Linked DNA regions of Homo sapiens: region 2 is linked to region 1. A link is a loop called in an ENCODE intact Hi-C map of the cell type or tissue named here. Cell type or tissue: mammary epithelial cell. All regions are shown on one strand. Region 1 overlaps KDM2B (lysine demethylase 2B). Region 2 overlaps TMEM120B (transmembrane protein 120B).

Region 1 (2,500 bases):
CATTATGAAAGTCCATTTTAGAACTTTTTCATCATTCCCCAGAAGAACCCCACACCCATTTGCATCTTGAATATGTTGTAGGGTCCTAAGCAGTCTGTTCACTGGGACTGGCCAGCAACGATTTAACTGGCTGTGATGCTGGGCAAGTCCCTAAACTTCCCAGCTCCTCACCTTCTCCACCTCTAGTTACAGATGAAACTGACCGACTCGGTAACGCTACCTACCTGTAGGTGCTCCAAGTGAGTGTGAAGTGCATGAACTCAGTTATGTCTCAGGACAGCTCCTGGGCTGGCTATTTGTTCCCCATGTTATAGATGAAGAAGAAACTGATTCCCAGAGAAGCCAAGAGCCCGAGGCACAGGCTGGAGGCTCCGCTGGGAACCGAACCCTCTAAATTTTAACAGTGTGTGGGTAGGGGTAGCTGAGCTTGGCCTTCAGTGCTGACTTGCAGGACTCTGGGTTCGTGATTTTAGTGCTCTTTATCCTATTTGCTACCTGCCCAGCAGACTCCTTTGCACAGGGAGCTTTGCAGACATGACCTTGAGCAAGATTAGGGAGGAGAAGTGGGTGGAGGTGGGAGGCTGGCCAGAGAGCGAGAGTGGGGAGGGTACCGGGGTTCTTTCTTTCTTTTTTTTTTTTGAGACAGAGTCTTGCTCTGTCGCCCAGGCTGTAGTGCAGTGGCGCGATCTCGGCTCGCTGCAACCCCGCCTCCCGGGTTCACGCCATTCTCCTGACTCAGCCTCCCAAGTAGCTGGGACTACAGGCGCCCGCCACCACACCCGGCGGATTTTTTGTATTTTTAGTATTCTCGGGGTTTCACCGTGTTAGCCAAGATGGTCTCAATCTCCTGACCTCATGATCTGCCCGCCTCAGCCTCCCAAAGTGCTGGGATTACAGGCGTGAGCCACCGTGCCCGGCTGGTACTGGGGTTCTGACAGCAGGGTTTCTGCCAGGTGGGCCTCCTGGAAAATCTGAGTGGCGCCCACGTATTCCAGGCACCTGGGTAAGGAAGGAGCTAGCCTTGCCAAGATCAAGGCCAGAATATCCAGCGAAGAACGGGGATGCCCCCTGGTGGATCTGCACTCCAGACGCCAAAACAAAAGCTGCTTTCCCCTGGATCCACTGCTTCCTAGGGTCCATGGGGAGGGACCTGGCCACTGCTGTGGTCTGGAATCTTTTTTTTTTTTTTTTTTAATTAAGACAGAGTCTCACCATGTCACCCAGGCTAGAGTGCAATGGCACGACCTCAGCTCACTGCAACCTCCACCTCCTGGGTTCAAGCAATTCTCCTACCTCAGCCTCCCAAGTAGCTGGGATTACAGACGTGTGCCACCATACTTGGCTAATTTTTGTATTTTTAGTAGAGATAGGGTTTTGCCATGTTGGCCAGGCTGGTCTTGAACTCCTGACCTCAGGTGATCCACCCATCTCGGCCTCCAAAAGTGCTGGGATTACAGGCATGAGCCACTGCACTTGGCCAGGTCTGGGGTCATGTTTCAACCTTAGCATACGATCAAGATTCAGTATTCGGGGGATGGGAGAGGAACCTGGGCTTAGGCATTAGAATGAATTGGATTCAAATACCACTCTGCCACTCACGAATTGGGCATTCCTGGGCGAGTTAGTTGTCCAAGTCTCAGCTTCTCCTCCATTAAATGGGTGTAATTGAAGTTCTGCTTCACAGAGCTGTGACCACGATGAACCTAACACAAGATAATATATGTAGAGAACCCGCCTGTGCTGACACACATAGTAAATGGTAATGGTTGTAATTGGTAGTAAGAGTCTACTCTGGGGAGCTTGAGCCAGTTGCTGTGTCTCTGGGCCTTGGTCTCCCCATTTGTAAAACAGACTGTCTCACCTTGCTTTTCCAGGTTGCTGTGAAATTTAGATCTTGAACCCAAAAGATAGAAATACCCAAGTTCTCTTACATACTTAAGGTGTTACTTTCTTTTTTTGTTTCCTTTTTGTGGAGAATGTGGTCTCCCAGCCTGGGCAACTTAATGAAACCCTGTCATGCTGGGCGCGGTGGCTCACACCTGTAATCCCAGCACTTTGGGAGGCTGAGGCGGGCGGATCACTTGAGGTCAGGAGTTCAAGACCAGCCTGGCCAATATGGCGAAACTCCATCTCTACTAAAAATACGAAAAAGAGCCGGGTGCGGTGGTGCACGCCCTTAATTCCAGCTGCTCGGGAGGCTGAGGCAGGAGAATCACTTGAACCCCGCAGGTGGAGGTTGCAGTAAGCTGAGATTGTGCCACTATACTCCAACCTGGGCGACAGAGCGAGACTTTGTCTCAAAAACCAACCAACCAAACAAAGAAAACCAAAACCCTGTCTCTACAAAAAATAAAAACCTGGTTGGATGTGGTGGTGCCGCCCTGTAGTCCCAGCTATTCAGGAGGCTGAGGCTGGAGGATCCCTCGAGCCAGGGAGGTTGAGGCTGCAGTGAGCCACGATCGTGCCATTGCTCTCCAGCCTGGGTGACAGAGCGAGACCC
Region 2 (2,500 bases), 220 kb before region 1:
CACTGGGCGCTATGTTGTTACTAATTTCTTTAATCTGCACAGGGTTTTGCATTTTATAATGAATTTTCACATGCATTAGTTCTATCGAGTCTTGAGACAGGAGGACCTACTTAGGAGAGTAATTTGATGGAAATGACTATGTCAAAAGACAGCAGAGTTGGCCAGGTGCAGTGGCCCACGCCTATAATCCCAGCACGTTGGGAGGCCAAGGTGGGCAGATCACTTGAGGCCAGCAGTTTGAGACCAGCCTGGCCAACAAGGTGAAACCCCATTTCTACTAAAAATACAAAAATTAGCCGGGCGTGGTGGCACATGCCTGTAATCCCAGCTACTCAGGAGGCTGAGGCGGGAGAATCACTTGAACCCGGGAGGCGGAGGTTGCAGTGAATAGAGATCGTGCCACTGCAATGCAGCCTGGGCAAGAGTGAGACTCCGTCTCAAAAAAAAAAAAAAAAAAAAAAAAGATAGCAGAGTTGTATTAAAAACAGTTTCCCCTGAAATTCTCAATGAGGTGTCTCCTCACTTTTCTGGCTGGCACTCCTATGGCTTCAGAGTGAGGCATGTCTCCCCCGTGTACATGCATTTATATACTTATACGTGTTGGTATGTAGACATGTTACACACAAATGGCTAATTTGTGTGTGTGTATTCTAGAACACACACAAAAAAATAGACACTTCCAGAGGCTGAGACAGAGGCCCTGCCCTCGGGGCCTGGTATGCAGCTGGCCTGGCACTTGGCAGCTGAAACAGAATCCAGGATGAATTCTGGAAGGCGCTTCGGATAAAGGGCAGCGGCCTGGCTCCGCTGTATGGGAGGTGCTCGCAGGGCTGCACTCCCGGTGTGGGGAGCTGGCAGGTCCAGTACCTGCCCCGGCTCCAACCCAGGCCCAGCTACTCACCCACTGTGAGATCCAGGTGGTTCCTCTCCCCCAGGGCCCGCAGCCGGTAGAGGCAGCCCCTCTGGTAATAATATTGCAGGAACTGGACGCAGCCTGCAGGGGGAGCACAGCACCTGGGCTCAGGGCCTGGTGTCCCCGGAAGACAGGGCCACACCTCTCTGCCCCAAGCACAGGCTGATGGGTCTTTACTGGGCAGAAGCAGAAAGGGTGCCCTGGTTACAACCCTCTCCCACGCCCACACACCACAAACAGACACACACACTCTGGTCTGAACCTGCTTTAGCCCTTATCCAGAACACAGAGAGAACACAGGTATGTGAGGACCCATCTAAGCCCCAACTAGATTTGAAACTTCTGGAATTTTCCATGCAGTAGACACTCAATAGATGCTTGCTGGAATGCAAGCTATGCCAGTGCTATGTTGGGAGCTCTGTGCAATGCTAAGACACAAGACAGAGTTCCATCCAATGGGATACTTCGTTGTTGCTAAAAATGAGGTGGTAATGACATGAAAAATAGCCATGATAAACTGTTAAAAATTCAAAAGGCAGGTTATAATAGTAAAGCTCTATGTACAGAAAGGTCCCATACTTGTAAAAGATACATAATGTAATACACACATGTATATACCTATTTATGAATAAAAACTTTTGAGAGGACATAGATCTTAACTAACGTCACCTCTAGGGTGGGCTGATATACAATTTCCATTCTTGGCTTTATACATTTGTATTTGTTTGCAAGCAGGTTTTAACTTAAAATGTAGGTTGTAGTATCTGAAAAGTCAATACAGCCAGGCGTGATGGCTCATGCCTGTAATCCCAACACTTTGGGAAGCCAAGGCAGGCAGATCCCTTGAGGCCAGGAGTTCAAGACCAGCCTGGCCAACTGGTGAAATCTCATCTCTACCAAAATACAAAAAGTAACCAGGCATGGTGGCAGGCACCTGTAATCCCAGCTACTTGGCAGGAGAATCGCTTGAACCGGGAGGTGGAGGTTGCAGTGAGCCGAGATCACAACACCGCACTCCAGCCTGGGTGACAGACAGAAACTCCATCTCAAAAAAAAAAAAAAAGAAAGAAACGGTACGGCGTGGTGGCTCATGCCTGTAATCCCAACACTTTGGGTGGCAGAGGTGGGTGGACCACCTGAGGTCAGGAGTTCCAGACCACCCTGACCAACATGGTGAAATCTCATCTTTATTAAAAATAAAAAAAATTAGCTGGGCGTGGTGGTGCGCACCTGTAGTCCCAGCCACCCGGGAGGCTGAGGCAGAAGAATCGTTTGAACCCAGGAGGCGGAGGTTGCAGTGAGCCAAGATCGCGCCACTGCACTCCAGCCTGGGCAACAGAGCAAGACTCCATCAGAAAGAAAGAAAGAAAGAGAGAAAGAGAGAGAGAGAGAAAGAGAGAAAGAGAGAGAGAGAGAAAGAGAAAGAAAGAAAAAGAAAGGAAGAAAAAGAAAGAAAGAAAGAGAAAGAAAGAAAGGGAAAGAAAGGCAATACACACATGGGATAAAATTTAAAGGGAACAAACAGGTTGGTGAAAAGTAAGACGCTCTCCCTGTCCCCAAGCATTCAAGCCCCCTTCCCCAGAGGCA

The links. Peaks named below come from ENCODE experiments on the same cell type or tissue, not always from the same donor. Only the 100,000 strongest peaks of a DNase experiment are listed, where the experiment ranks them.
Region 2: a loop joins it to region 1, with 16 times the contacts of the local background. A loop is called at or near these places in 12 of 110 quality-filtered maps.

What each region holds. Positions count from the first base shown.
Region 1 is chr12:121,551,370-121,553,869 of GRCh38, reverse strand. The region is part of intron 4 of KDM2B (lysine demethylase 2B); the gene reads left to right. Among named protein-coding and RNA genes, the nearest start is that of KDM2B-DT, 28 kb to the left of the region's middle. In mammary epithelial cell, a CTCF peak has its summit at 1,076 (motif pointing left); no DNase peak of the experiment used is centred here.
Region 2 is chr12:121,771,915-121,774,414 of GRCh38, reverse strand. TMEM120B (transmembrane protein 120B) reads right to left here. Exons shown (of 12, transcript NM_001080825.2): 9 at 902-994. Among named protein-coding and RNA genes, the nearest start is that of RHOF, 21 kb to the left of the region's middle. RefSeq lists a silencer at 1,084-1,133. In mammary epithelial cell, a CTCF peak has its summit at 1,010 (motif pointing right); a DNase peak (open chromatin) is centred at 1,074.